Linked DNA regions of Mus musculus: region 1 is linked to region 2. Evidence: chromatin loops called from intact Hi-C (ENCODE). Cell type or tissue: left cerebral cortex. All regions are shown on one strand. Links, peaks and the distances in the headings refer to the core of each region. The heading gives the core; the rest is flanking DNA.

What was found. A loop is a pair of places that touch in the nucleus more often than their neighbours do. Peaks named below come from ENCODE experiments on the same cell type or tissue, not always from the same donor. Only the 100,000 strongest peaks of a DNase experiment are listed, where the experiment ranks them.
Region 1: a loop joins it to region 2, with 8 times the contacts of the local background. A loop is called at or near these places in 2 of 42 quality-filtered maps.

The regions. Positions count from the first base shown.
Region 1 is chr12:46,079,363-46,087,238 of GRCm38, forward strand. All of the region lies in intron 2 of Gm33811 (a long non-coding RNA gene), which reads left to right. Among named protein-coding and RNA genes, the nearest start is that of Gm24948, 99 kb to the left of the region's middle. In left cerebral cortex, for the core only: no CTCF peak of the experiment used is centred there; DNase peaks (open chromatin) are centred at 4,060 and 4,296; H3K27ac peaks cover 1,646 bases.
Region 2 is chr12:45,928,257-45,936,132 of GRCm38, forward strand. No RefSeq gene overlaps it. Among named protein-coding and RNA genes, the nearest start is that of Gm33811, 38 kb to the right of the region's middle. In left cerebral cortex, for the core only: a CTCF peak has its summit at 1,686 (motif pointing right); DNase peaks (open chromatin) are centred at 1,711, 2,518, 4,080, 4,275 and 2 more places; H3K27ac peaks cover 2,281 bases.

The sequences.
Region 1 (7,876 bases), core at 1,991-6,990, 150 kb after region 2:
ATAGGGTTGCAGACCCCTTCACCTCCTTGGGTGCTATCTCCAGCTTCTTCATTGGGGGTCCTGTGTTTCATCTTATAGATGACTGTGAGCATCCACTTCTGTATTTGCCGGGCACTGGCATAGCCTCATACGAGACAGTTATAACAGGGTCCCTTCAGCAAAATCTTGCTGGCTTATGCAATAGTGTCTGGGTTTGGTGACTGATTATGGGATGGATCCCCGAGTGGGGTAGTCTCTGGATAGTCCATCCTTTCACCTTAGCTCCAAACTTTGTCTCTGTAACTCCTTTCATGGGTATTTTGCTCCCAATTCTAAGGAGGAATGAAGTATCCACACATTGGTCTTCCCTCTTCTTGATTTTCTTGAGTTTTGCAAATTGTATCTTGGGTGTTCTATGTTTCTGGGCTAATATTCACTTATCAGTGAGTGCATATCTAATGACTTCTTTTGTGAGTGGGTTACCTCACTAAGGATGATATCCTCCAGATACATCCATTTGTCCAAGAATTTCATAAATCCACTGTTTTTAATAGCTGAGTAGTACTCCATTGTGTAAATGTACCACAGTTTATGAATCCATTCCTCTGTTGAGGGACATCTGGGTTCTTTCCACCTTCTGGCTATTATAAATAAGGCTGCTATGAACATAGTGGAGCATGTGTTCTTATTACCTGTTGTAAATTCTTCTGGGTATATGCCCAGGAGAGGTATTGTTAGACCCTCCGATAGTATTATGTCCAATTTTCTGAGGAACCTCCAGACTGACTTTCAGAGTAGTTGTACAAGCTTGCAATAGAACTCACTCTTAATAAAAATATGTACCACACTCTCCAATCCTCTGTTTATGAGATAGCTGACATTCTAACATCAGCTTTTTATGAATATATGTAAGTTTTCTACTCTGTGAGGTAGCAAGCACTGGCATGTCTATAGATCACCAACCTCTCACTACCTTCTAGCTTGCACTGTAATTAGTAGTTTAAGTACTTTTTATACCATAGACACTAAGTTTTCTAGGAAAGACCATGTCTTCTTACTCTTTTAGGGCCACAACTTAAGTACTATGACTAGTATATAATAATTAAATGCTTTTGGTGCATGTTCAGATGTTCTTATTGATCTGAGGAAAAAAAAAAGAACCCAGACTATGAGTAAAAGTCTCATCTTCATAGGGAGTTGATTGAATAACTTTATTTCCATTGCAAGAGAAATTTGTACTTCTTCATTTACAAAATTTTATATTGTTTCTTCTCAGTAGTATTTTTCTAAAATTTCCAAACTTCAAATCATTTTATTATTTTATTTATTTGGTCCCCATGATGAACTATAAATACTGTTACAATTCTTGTTGTTTTCCCTGAGTTGCAGAGAGAAAACTGAGGCTGAGAGAAGATGATCTTCCCAGGGGCACATGATAGACATGTCCATACAACTCTCTTCAGTGCTGACCTAAGGAATAATTATTGTGCTGTGTAGTGTTCATGCAGGTGATTTGGGCATATGAGACATATAGATACATTTGTTAATGATCCCTGTTAGAAATGAAATGTAAATGTGCTTGCTTTAAAAATATTTTGCTGGTTTCCAACAATGCATCTATTATAAAATTCACTTGGAGAGAGGTAGGTGTGGAAGTTCCTTGATGTTTGGTCTCTTAACTTTAAGTCTTTACTCTGTAAAAGTTTGTACCATAAGCTAGCCTAACTCATTCACAATCACTAAGAAAACATACTACTCTAAAAGATATTTTCTCTCTGGTCAGCTGCCTTCTTAATTCAGCTATCTATAAACCAGATTATGTAGACAAATGCACCCTTGAAAATATTCTATTAAAAAGAGTCACAGCAGCAGTTAACGCAAAGTGAACAGGAGGTCACCTTGGATACAAGTTCAAAGATATTCAGATTGTGGCAGACTTGTAGAAATATAGTGATGTTTCATAATAAATTAATGTATATATGGTGTCTTTCTTTGAAGTGTGAAGTTTAATTTTCAACACTAATTTTTAAAAGAGGAAAATAACAATTTTTTACAAGCTCAAAATACCCTTAGATAACTTAAGCTATCTCCAGGTGGAAACAATGGATTACTTAAGAACTGTTTGGTTTTTCATTGGGATATCTAGAAAAGTTAATATCTTTTTGGTGTATTAAGTGTATCCATGGAGGTATAAAGACAGCAGAAGTCCCTTGCCTTTCCTTTTCTGAACTGTGCCTTGTTCCCTATACCAGCACTAGCTCTGGTCTAAAATGCCTCTTTAGAGTAAAAATTTTCTCATTTGTGTTTCTTCATCTCATCTACAATTTCCTCCAAATAAAACCTTCACAACATACCACAATTGCATGTCAGATACAAAAGCCCTGGGGTGACATTTCCTGACAAGTCTTCCAATGGATTTTCCATACACACACATGAATAGGCACCAGTCCCTCAGCCCTAGTGAAACCTCTAGATGCACTTCACTTTCCTATATGCTAGTCCCCCACCTCAATCCATGACAATTTCCCTTCACTCAAATGAGTATTTTATTTTTAAGAACTAAACACTAATTGACTTTGCTTTCAACTTTGGATTCCCATAAACATGCTACTCAATCTTTTGTAGTTCACCATCTTTCATTGCATCCTCATCTGATGATCTCTGTCCATCCTTTAGAACTACTTCAAATATGCCTTCTCTCCTGTGAGACCTGCTTACCCTCTACAGTGAGTCAAGTACTTCTGGTGCTTTGCACATAGTGATCAGAAGACCACCATGGGCAGCTTATGTGTAGGTCTTTCTACTTTGCAAACAGCTTCCCAAATCAGTACGAGGTCTTGGCCAACACAAGCACTCATCTTTTTTGAGTTAATTGATGCATAGGGCACATGGAAATTTGGTACATGTGGAGAAATATTTGGTTGTGGTATAATGATAATGTCAGTGATGGTGATTTATATATAATTCATTACCATCTAAGATGTACCAAGGAATATCTTCTGAACTTTGTCAAAATTTCCATGTCCATATAACCTCAGGCAAGTGTGTTATTTAACATAAAAATTTTGAAGAGATGGAGCCAAAAATCTTAGGTGGGGGATTGTTAAGACTGAAGAAGCCTGGAAGTGGTGGCACATGCCTTTATACCAGCACTTGGGAGGCAAAGGCAGGTGGATTTCTGAGTTCAAGTCCAGCTTGGTCTAGAGAGTGAGTTCCAGGACAGCCAGGGCTACACAGAGAAACTCTGTCTTGAACACCCCCCCCCACACACACACAAAAAAAAGAGACTGAAGAATTTGGGGATCACAGAGGCAAAGTACCTACTGAAGATCTGACAGTTAATTACTTACATAGATGGAATTTAGGAAGAAGTTACATAGACTGTAGAATCCATGAGCCACAGCTAAAATGCCTCTTCCCATATCCTATCCTGAGTAGGAGATGTCGCTACTCTCCTTACGGTTTCATTTACTTAGTGCTTCTCAGAAAAATTCCTAAAGTAACAACTCTACTTTTCACTGGTCAGGATTACAAAGGCATGGCCCAAAAGTAGCAAAGGTTGAGACAGGATGATAGCCAGCCATCTTCTGGCATGATCACCATCATTATCTTTCAAGGTACTGAACAGTCTCCTTAAACTACTCTACATCTGTGTGAACCATGTCTGGACACACCCTCTGCCTCCAACTGCCTTCTCATTAGAATTCTGTCCCCAGGATCCACAAGGGAAATGTGAAGTTGCTACTGCCCATAGCTAGCATTCATGAGAAGAACAAATCCCCTACATCATAGGAAAAGACAGGAGCTAAAAGATGTTTATGCCTATCTCTCTCCTTTGTCTACCAAGCATTTCTATCTCACGTGCTTTTCTCTAGCACTACAATGAGAGTCCTCCTTGTATGCTTGGCTACGAAGAAGGATGAAGAACATTCTGAAGTCATTTCCTAAAATATGCATTGCATTTAGTTCTCTTTCTACTATCAGATATATGCAAGGTGAAGTTTAATACATTTATATTCCCTCTCCAGTCACATTTTGCCATCTGTGGTGCATTCAACAGGCCCAGAGAGGCCCACATCTATAATGGCTGTGCTTTAATATTCTGGATGCTACTATAGATACCGATAGACTTGGATAGAAACCAAAGCCTAGGGAAATAAGGGGTAAATTCAGCTTAGCTCCATTTCTTTAGATTATTTGCCTGGAGTAGAACATCCTAAAGTTTGCAGATTTCTATGTGACATTTTTTTAAATAGCTCTAGATGTACAGCCAGAAACTCTTTTAAAAAAAGAAAAGAAAAATAACGTCAAAGGTGACTCAGCCTAGCTGAAGCAAAAAAAGTTTAATTCAGAACATAATTTGCTTTCTTTTATTTGCACACTGCAGTTCTGGGGAATAAAAGCCATTATAGAATCAAAGGACAATTTGCTTTTTTGTTGTTGTTGTTCTGCACTGAATTTTTAAAGGCTTTAAAAAAAATAGCATAAACAGATAAATGATACCAGATTTGGTGCAGCTTAAAACTAAGTACCTTGAGCTCCTTCTCGTAATAAACAGAAGGAGTCTTGGCTCTCTGCTCCAAGCACAGGGTTGTGTGAGCTCAGTAAGACTGATTCTCCTCCTAGCCCCCAAAAGAAAAAAAGGTGAACCGAGGCATTGACAATGATTCTCAGGGAGATGGGGGTGTTAAAAGATGTTTAATTATGCATGTTCCAATCTTTTTGTTCTTTTATGAAAATTGTCTTTCACTATCTGTGTTAGCCTGTTAGCTCTGTTTCTGTCTTTGTCTCTCTCTGCCTCTGTCTCTCTGTGTCTGTGTCTGTGTTGTGTGTGTCTCTCTGTGTATGTGTATGTGTGTGTGTGTAAAATTGAGTGTATATTTATTTGTGTTTGTGAATGAGTGTGTGTGTTTCAAGTTTTAAGCCTCTCAGGAAAATCCTCAGTCCTTCCTAGTGGAGGAATATTGCAATAAGAAAAATCAGGGGAACATTGATCTATGCTTATGGAAAATAAAACAGAAAATTGAATAGGATAAAGGTAGTAAGGATTCAGATAAAATGAGCTTCTGTAAGATTTTCTGAGAATAGATTATAAAGTGTGGATGAAAAGGTTTGGGGGCAGTGGCAGAGTGTGAAGACATTGATATGAATTATGTATTAAATTCTGTGGCCCATCTTCAAGAAATGTCAGCAAAGTATGGGATTGGTTTTAATTACTTTTTGATTGTTGAGCTATTTCTCAAATGTGACATTGCACAGCAATGCCCTAGCTTATAACAGGAAAGAAAGGGATTACATATCAGAATGGAGAAAACAATTTCTCTTTTTAAGGAGTTTCTCATGTTGTGTGTGTATCCTTACAGTCCCTGTAAAGCCCTGGAAATATAGTTCCCTGGAGAATGTTGACCTGAGTGCAGAGAGAATGAGTGGATGGTTCTCTGTGCCAGACATTTGTTTCCACAATACTAATCAAGATTTTACTTCTGACAACTGAAGAGCAGGATTTATCCTTGCTTCTGCTGTCATCAGAGACAAAGGACAAGACTAATTATGATATAGTATCTACTAAAGCGCAGCTACAAAGTGAGTAAAAATAGATTGTAGGATCAGAAATGACCCACGATGCTCATAACCTGGGTAGGAAGTTACAAGTATATGAAGGGGAAAACCAGGGCCTAAGAGCAAGAGCAGTCAAGAAGTCACTCTTGGTGGAGAACTTATGTGCTGGCTTCCTATGCTCATGCTAGGTAAGGAGAATGTTCCAAATTAGAGGCTTTGAACTAGTTGTAGGGACAGTCCTATCTGAGGAGGAGACTGGAATCTGATTCCTGGTGGGAGAACCACAATTTCTTATTGCACTTGGAACAGCAGATCGTGTAGTTCACTCTGAGGATAATATAAGGTTCCACACCAGAAGGGTACATGGGACAAGCATGACAAAGCCAAAAGTCTTTTATCTCCTCTATATTTAGGAAGACTTATACCTGCATCATTTTATCAAAGCTGAAATCTGGAAATACGTTTGTCTTCCATTTTGCCTGTTTCTAGGGATATACTTGGAAACAGATTTTGCTATACAGACATTACTCAAATTCCCTGAGATCTTAGAAGCATTCAAAATCAAAAGGCTAAGTCTCACTGATAAGGTTCAAGAAAGTTTTTTTTCCTTCTTTAGAGGAACACCAGTGCAAATTTATGCTATTTAACAAAATTGGTGTTGTAATGGCCTAGAGTGCATGCTAAAGATAGGACCCAGGAAGAGAACCACTTTAGTCCAAGCTTGTAGTTGAGCTGCCATGGCAAAACAGGCTTTCTTATTCTTAATACTTACGTCACAAGGCAAATAACAAATAACACTTTAACTCAGAATAATTAGCTAACTAAATTTATCAGCACTCAGAACACACAGCAATGCCTTTACTTCCCTTCCTTATTTTATTCATTTTTCCTTAGAAGCAATGCTATTTCTATTACTTCTGCAGGCCCTCCTGCAACCCACCATTTTCCTGTGTTAGAAAAGACCAGTGCCCTCCCCACCTTGAGTGATCCATATTACCTAAAGTCACATATTGATTGGTAGCTATAACCAAATTTATGACTCAAAGACTTTGGAATTATGGAGCTATGTTTAGCCTCAAACCCATGCTAAATTACTTCAAAGGCCTGCTTATATTCTTGTATTTTCCAGCAAATGCACTAGTAAACCACAGAATTGAATTCTTTAATTTATAACTAAGTGCATATAATTGTTCAAACATCTGGTTTACAAATAACAAAATTATTCAATTTACTTCTCTGGAACAGTTCAAGTACTAATCATCATATTTTCTAATATTTTCCTGTTTGCACTTAGTCAAACAAATTAGGTTCTTGTATTTTAAACAATCAAATGCACTACCAATATCCCAGAGGTTTGATTTTGATCTATAATTTCTTACCCATTTCTGATATTTTGAAACATACTTTCATCTGAAGTTTTTGGGGTTTTTTTCCACGTTGATTTCCCCTAAGTAATTTGTTCCATTCTATTGTGTTCACCTCAGGATAAAAACTAGTGTCCAGGAACACTGTGTGAGAATATGTATAGTTCACTCACTGAGATTTCCATAGATTGTCAATTGCAAGATTATTCTAGCATCTCAAATTGTGATAAATGGCTATCCACCACTATATTTGTTTTTTCTCTATGTGTTTGCCTTTTCATTATGTTTGTGATTTCAAGGTCAGAACATAGCTGTCACAGCTTCTTGTGTGTCTTATTAACCAGATACCACCCATGGTGGAGGAGGAAACTAAAAAAGACATCTCCCTTCTTTAACTCTTTTCTTAATTAGGAATACTAACGCCAAGATGCCATCAACTGGCATTCTTTTTAGAGAAAGTATCCCAGAAGAAACCTACTAAAATTCCCGCACCCAAAAAATAAAGAAAAACACAGTATTTGCCTAGCCTAGCCTTGAAATATGTCCTACATTAGCAACTTCCAATGTTGATTCCATTAGAGAGAAAGGTATATGAGACCATGGAGCCAATTATAAAACTACATGATTAGCAAGCAGTCAAGCCCTGTTTTTTATTATTCATTATCCTTTCAATATTCATGTATCTGAACTGGAAGTCAACTTAAAACCAATAAATTGTTCTTTGAAAACAATACCATAACCTTCTTTTCTTTTTCCAAAATGAGAAACACCTTTTGCATTGACTATAATATTTATGTATTGCACTAAGTATACATATTTAAATGATTATGGGAATTCAAAACCATATAAAATAGTGTATTTTCATTCATGCATTTATTCGACAGTTACTTAATAATTACTATATCCAAGGCTCTGTTTTAGTTACTGAATGTTTATCAGGGAAAAAAAGCAAAGCAAAATGAAAATCGACAAGA
Region 2 (7,876 bases), core at 1,399-6,398:
ATATTCTTGTTAGATTTACCAGTTTCTTTAAATTCTCCTCCATGGTCACATCTTGCTTCTCATCCTGCTCCAAACTTGGAGAAAATAAAAGAGAAAGTTAAAATAAAACTTTTAGAGCTGTGTACCTCTGTGTGTGCGTGTGTGTGTGTGTGTGTGTGTGTGTGTGTGTGTGTGTGTGTGTGAGAGAGAGAGAGAGAGAGAGAGAGAGAGAGAGAGCATGAATTAAAACATTAAGACTATTTCTCTGCTAGTTTCAGGATGAAACCCAAGCTGATGTCACCCAAGGTGTTCTTGTTGCATAGGAATTTGTTGTTGTTGTTTGTGTATTCGGATGGTCTCAGTTATTACATCTTATTTTATTAGAATTATATAACAAAGGAATACTTAGTTGTATACATTCTGTACATTCCTAAGGACATTCTTGACTTTCTTGGATTTGCCTCAGCAAACCAGATCTCTACTTAAGAATGCTCTCTTCCTTCATCAATGTCATCACATGGCTATCATTTCCATTATCATGACTACCACAATTATCAGGATATTTAATAATTGTACATTTAATGAGTCACATTAGGCAAGGGAAACATGCAAAGCCTCTACCTCATTAGCCAGGGTAAGTTATCGGGTTTAATAAACAAACTGAGGAAAGCTGTCATCTGTTTCTGTTCCCATTACCTCTGACTGTAGGATTCAGAAAGAGCTAAGCTCCTTATCAAAGGGAGCCCCGAGAATCTCGATCCTGGTTAGAACAAAGCCATAGCTAGCTAACTAGAGATTGTCTTTCTTTTCAGAAACATTCCTTATTTCCAGAAACTGTCTTGGTAATAAGCAATAGTGAGTTGCTTTCCTGAGGCAGTAGTTGAAGGGATTACATGCATATCTGTAACATGGCTGTTTCTTGTACAGCACTGTCCAGTGAGAGACGTAGCCTTAGTCATGTTTTTAATGCTGAAACAAGCTCAAAGGGCGTTAATATGGCTGCCAAAAACCTACGTTCTTCTTAGGCAGTATACTATACAAAATACTCTTCGGAATACTGTAGAGACACAATTAAAAAAAAAAAAAAGCCTGAAGGGTAGATGGCTTTAATTTTAATTTCTTCTGAATCAAATAGCATTCAAAATCCCTAATGTACATATTAGCCTATAAACCGGGAATAATTATGAACCTTCTCCAGTCACCACTGTATTTGTCCAGACTGCTTGCAAGAAACAGTCATGGGAGACAGTGCAGTGTCGAGAACATTTTGTCCTGCATTAAGCCTGCTTCCCTCAGAGACTGCGTGGCAGCTGACTGGTACCCTGGTTCTTCAGGCAGGTGAGCCAATTAGCACATCTCCTAGTCTGGAACTGCACTTGCTGTGGATGTGATCTGCATACCAATTCTGCAGGGCTTTGACCTTCTGGGTAGAAAAAAGAAATCAAGAATCCCATATGGGAGTTAACACTGGCCTAGATTTTTTCCTATCCTCTCTCCTGTTTTGTTTTGTTTTGTTTTTTTCCCCGTATATACAATCTAGCTACATTTTTGGATTCACTTTGAGACTAGAAAACAGTTCTAGTTCACGTGGGAATTCAAATCAGTGGGAAGGGAAGAAATTATTTCTAAAACCAAGTCTTTTACTTTCCTCTGGTGATGTAGAAAATGGAATGGAGGTAACTTCTTGTACCAGTGTCTCCTGTGGCCCACATGGGGGCAGTACTAGGTAGTTAAAAACCTCAGGCAGCTTTCAGAACAAGTAGAATCTGGCAGGAGACAAACTTTAAATGCACAGAACAGACAGGGTTGTTTTTCATAAGCATAAGTTCCCTAAAGCGGATCATTAAAGAGCCCTAAGTGGTCTTGCTGAAGAAATGAGGAAGGAAAGATGACCACTGAATCTCCAGCTACTGGTATAGTTCCTTATCAGGAGACATTGAGGGAAAAGTTTTCATCGATTACTACAGGTAAAACTACTTATTTTCACACAGACAATGTGGAATAGCTAGACAGTTTTCATTAAATTATCAAATTATATTGCAAGACCTTTAAGGGACAGTGGCACTATACCCCAGGTAGAGGCTTGCACACTCTTCAGGACGTGATGAACAGTTTCACATAAGGTCTTTTAAGTGAGAGATGTAAAGAGTACATTCATGGCCAATAGAACTGTACTGGTATATGAAATTAATGCACGCCATTAGTGACTTAATATTATTGAATATGTTTCTCCTTTAGATCATGTGTAAACATTAACCTCAGACTACACAGGACTTATGGTATAATTGTGAATTCATAAGATATGAGGAGGTTTCAGTATTGAAGGAGAAAGTCATTTCTATCTAGATAAATCATCTGGTTGTGTCTATATACATCACACATGAAATGCTGTGATGGTATTTTAAGATCCATTTTCAGTGTCTGTGGCAGAGAAAGACATAGTCACAAACACTTTGGTTTCACTATCCAAGGGGAGACAACGTTGCCTATTCCTTTAGATGGAGTGATACCACCCCCACCTTCAGGAAACTGATTTAAAATCAACTAAAGAAACTGTGTCTGATCATGTCAAGTCATATGCAAGCTGAAGCAAATGCCTCTTCATTATTGTCTTGGGGACAGCATAGCCATGCATACTAAATGGAGTCTCACCACATAGTCACAAGGCTCTCTTGGCAATAATGAGTACTACATAGGACAGATGAATACCTGCCCCCCCCCCCAACACCATCAGCACCCTTTATATCCTTCTTCTGTATTCTTTCTCCTCTCTCTGTCTCTGGTCTTTGGAATAAAATTAAACACTCATTCCTTTCTGATTCCTTCTTAACATTACTCCCATTCTGTGGATTCATGTACCAGAAGATTCAGTTGGACACAGAGAAGCTGTTTATCCTAGAGAGGCTCATTTGGTGCTCAAATGACTACAGCTTCTGGGACAGAGCAACAAGATTATTAGAGGGAAAAAATTGGTATTTGTTTCTACATTCATTTGTTTTTCAATATCTCATTAATACAATGGTCTTTTCTTCCATTCCATGGCTGATTAGAAAAAGGTGTTTAATAAACACTACGTTTTGCTTTCCCTTAAACGGCAACTTGAACTGCCATGATGGGAACAGCCTCAGTATCTGCAGAATGTTATTGAATATGCAAGACATCATGTGCTTTCCTCAGTCTGTGGTGTGACCAATAAAACTGCTTTTACTCAATTTTCTCTTTTCAATTAGAAAAATCCTTAAAATGGCCATGAATTTGAACTTTATCATTTCATCACCTTAGAGTCATCTGCCAAATCTGTAAGAAGCAAAGTTCATGCAAAAAATTAGAGTACCTTCCTCCAAACTTTATAGACGTTAATGGAAGAGCTCCATTTAATACTTAAGCAAATTTATACAATTGCTTTCTCTGTGTGGCTACACTAATGAGCATATAAGAAAGTTAATTGCATAGATGTTGCAGAAGTAAACAGCAGATTAATCTTTTTAAATAACATATATTTTGCTTGCTGGATTTTAACTTTTTTGCTCCTCTAAAATGCTAAGTGGGACCTGTGATGCAGTATATATGTTTCCCTATTACTTTTAGGGCAAAGAAAGATGACAAAGTAAGCTTAAGCATTCCGTATTCACTTATCAGGTCCCATGGGACACACACATAAAAGCATATCTTCCCTTTGCTTCCTGCTCTGTCCCACAAACCTCCCACCTCCTCCAATACCACTTACATCCACGACTTACAACTTGATCATTAGCAAGAGAGAGGAATGAATAAGAGGAGAAAGAAAAAGTAATTAATTCACTGAAGTGCAGCTGCAAATGAATTTTTGAAATAAATTATTAATTTCCTCTTTAATATTTCTACATTGATGCTGCTCTGTATCTGGGGACGGGAAGTGAGAGTTGCTCTGCTGCCCAACAGCAAGGCCCTGGGAAGACTGCAGTGCCTCCCTGTGAGTAGAGTGCGCCATGTAAATGTAAGGGTTCTGTAGTTCATCTGCAGTGTGCTTTCACCCTCAGCTCTCCAATACCCGGGCTTTAAGGTTTGAGATGGCTAAGGAGGCATGCTGGGTGGAGGTGGTTGCAATAAATGCCTTACTTTACATGTCTTCTTCTGGTGTTAGTTTCCTAAAAAACTGCCTAAATACCAAGTGTTTCCTAAAAATACTAAAATACCAAGACAAAGGCTGAACACATGTTATGATTCTGGAGAAAAAGATAGCATCGCAAATTTAAAATCATTCTGTTATGTAGGAGGGAGAAAAAAAATGAATTGTGTAGGTGATGCTAGGTTACCTAAAACTGCATCTTCACAACATGGAAAAGGAACATGAATCTTTTGTGTCTTCAAACCTAACCTGAGCAGAGATTGGGGAACGCCGTGAGGATTGCAGCAGGGCTCTGCCTTGCCCCCTCCTCTTTGAGGTTCCAATCTTCAGTCAACTTTAAGCCCAGATTACAGAGCACTTTCCTTATCAGTCCCTCAAACACTATCAGGAAATCTGCTTGTCTTGACCTCTCTGGCTTATGGGTGGGTGGCAAATCTTAAGCATCACATGGAAAAGATGTTTTTTTAACAGGAGAAAAAGCACTGGTGCTGTTTCTGTGCTCAGAGATGCTGGCTCCAAATGGTTTGAGGAATGATTGTTTCTACTTAAAGTGATTGATACATCTATACCTACTTGGAGAGAATTTCATTACCTATTCCTTCTGCTAGGACAAGCTGACTAGAGTCTCAGAAGACAAGGGGGAACATATTTGAGTAACAGAGTGCCATTCTCTTTTATAAAAGAGGGAAGAAAAACCAACACATTTGTAAGAACCTTAGTGAGTAAAGATTCTGAACAGGTGAACAAAGTGTTAATAGAGAAAAATACACAATATATAACATAATTGGGCTTTTAGCCTTTTGTTCCATGATTAAGATATTTCTACTGGCTCACTTACATGAGCATTTCTTTTTAAATTACCCACAATTTTTAAACACGGGGCAAAATGAGAACCGTAAAGGCTACCTAACAGAATTCAATTCGTTCCACACTACTACTTAGGAATTAATGTTTTCATTGTGTGTGGCATTTGAAAACTCAGAAGCTCATTACTACTATCTTGCAGATGATTTTGGAAGAGAAAATTAAAAAATTTAATCTCTAATTTGGGGTCAAACATAAGAGAAAACAACTTAATGAGCTCCTTAAAATGTAATGTTCTTTTACAAAACAAGAAATCCTTGTAAAACCTGCAAGTCTGTCTCTTCTCAAATATTTTCTCAAATGCTTCTGGATGCTTCCTAAAGCTATTATTTCCAGCAGAGTCACAGAAACATTCAGCTATGTAGGCGGGCCCAGTAAATTTAGCATCTAAGCCACATTCTGACATGTTAAGAATAGGCGTCCATAAATCTCTCCTAGCTTCTCCTGAGGAGATTAAATCTTTCTTTTCAAGAATTTGCTAAGTTTCAGGAATTGGTACAATATAATAAATGACTTGTAGACATGGCTGAGAAAAGAGTGGAAGATAATGGGATCCTCTTGTATAAGAACCAGATAAGGAGTTGAAAGGAAATTCTGGGTATTACACATGAGGCAACCTAATCTGCCTGTAGCATCACTCGGAGTCATAAATAGGGGAATGTGGACCATTGTTAAGAAGCCCTCATGTTGCACAGAGTCATTTTACTTTGATGGCAAATCTCTTTAGAACATAGCTGCCACAAATAAGATTCCATAAACTCTCAATTACATTGAATTTTATTTGTTGTTAAATTAGTCAAACCTGGTACTCTGACCATTTATTTTCCCCAATCTACTTCAAAATGCAGGTGTCTCAGATTTTCAGGATTTCTTTAATTCCTTAACCTCCCTCTCAGTAGAAAGGGTTCAGTGTATTGAGTAATATATTGAAGAGGGTTAAGCTCCTTATGAACAGGGGAAGCTTATATTTCTACTAAAAACAAATAAGGAATTTATTGAAAAGCTACTATATTGGTAAGAGGAACAATATGCAGTAGACTCTGTAGAAGTGGGATCTGGAGTTGTTTCAAAACAAACCAAGTTAAAGGATTTTCTCATTAGAGTGCTAGAGGGGGTGGATTCCTCAGTGCCAAACACTTTTTGCCGATGCATCATACCTCTTGATGCTTCTAAATGCCAAGAATGTAATTCAAATTGACTGAACATGGGACATTAGCTTACTCATTGGTTACTCTGTCCAGACAGAATCATGAATGAGTAGTTCCTTAAAGCAACAATTATATTCTTAGACCCAAACAAGGTAGAATTGATCAATAACAAACACACAAAGGAGGAAAGAAAAGAGAGAGGGACGGAGAAGGAAGAAAAAAGGAGAGGAGGAGAAAAGAAAAGAAGATAAAGAAGATATAAGAAAAGAAACAAAATCAGCAGGAGGACCCAAGATAGCATGCTGCACATCTTTGATCACCCTGAGTCCAAAAGCTGATAACTCTTATCAGTATTTGCCCATCTCCCCTGTCTTACCTTTCTTCAAATAGGTAAAGATGCCATGATAACTTGCAGACATATAACTCATTCCATTTGATAAATTGGGTGGAGGGGAAAGTCTGAGAAAGACTAAGGGTGTTTTGCAAGTACATACTAGCCCTCTTAATGTCTTCCCTAGTCAGATCTATGTTGAGAGGGCTTTTTTGTCCACGGAAGGAGCTTAAGACCACATTTAAATCTGTTTCTTGTATCTCTGATCACCTATCTTCTCATCTACCTTGCAACAGTCAAGTCTTGCTGTTTTAAGAGCCCTCTGTTACCAAGATGTCTTTTTAGCTGTGAACTATTGGCACTATCTTTGCTAAAAGTTCCCCAAAGTGTGGTTATGTTGTGACCCTCAGTATCTACAGTTTCAAGATTACTTTCTCAGGATATCACTTTAGACAATAAATGCTTTTGTTCCTCCAGAGCAACCTTTGAGCCAATCCTGACTCATAAAAAAGGATATACAACCTGAAGAATTAGTTTCTTCAAAAATGTATTTTCAAAAATATATACTGAAGTCTCACTATTATCTGAACTCCATATCTGTATAACTATAGTAACTAATATATGCTTAATCTAAAAATGTATGAAGAAGAAAAGTAGTGGTTGTATAAATCTTAACTCATGTCTCTCTATGAACACTTATTAGAAATATTAAGGAAATATTAGTGGTTCTCCCATCTGTTATTCTAGAGTTATGGTTAATGTTATCATATCTTTATTTTAAGTGGTTAACAGGAGTAAAACAATGTGAGATGTTAGGAATTTTTAAAAAAATTATTAAATCTTTTTTTTTTTACACTCCATATTTTATTCCTCTCCTGGTCTTCCCTCTGACAGTTCCACATCGCATACCTTCTCCCACCCGCAGTCTCCAAGAGGATGTTCCCAGCCCCCACTCCTCACCCCACCAGATCTCCCCACCTCCTAGAGCCTCCATTTTATTGAGAGTTAGGTGCATCATCTCTGATTGAACCCATACGTGGCAGTCCTCTGCTCTATGTGTTAGGAGGTCTCATATTAGCTGGTATATGCTGCCTGGTTGGTGGTCCAGTGTCTGAGAAATCTTGAGGTTCCAGGTTAATTGAGACTGCTGGTCCTCCTACAGGGTCTCCCTTCTCCTCAGCTTCTTTTAGCTTCTTCCTAATTCAACCACAGGGTCATCAGCTTCTGCACATTGTTTTGGTGTAAATATCTTCATCTGATTCTCTCAACTGGTTGTTGGGTCTTTCAGAAGGCAGTCATGATAGGCCCCTTTTTGTGAGCACTCCACAGCCTCAGAAGTAGTGTCAGATCTTTGGGTCTTTCCCTGATCTGAATCCCACCATGGGCTTGCCACTGGACCTCCTTTTCCTCAGGCTTTTCTCCATTTTTTGTTACTACAGTTATTTC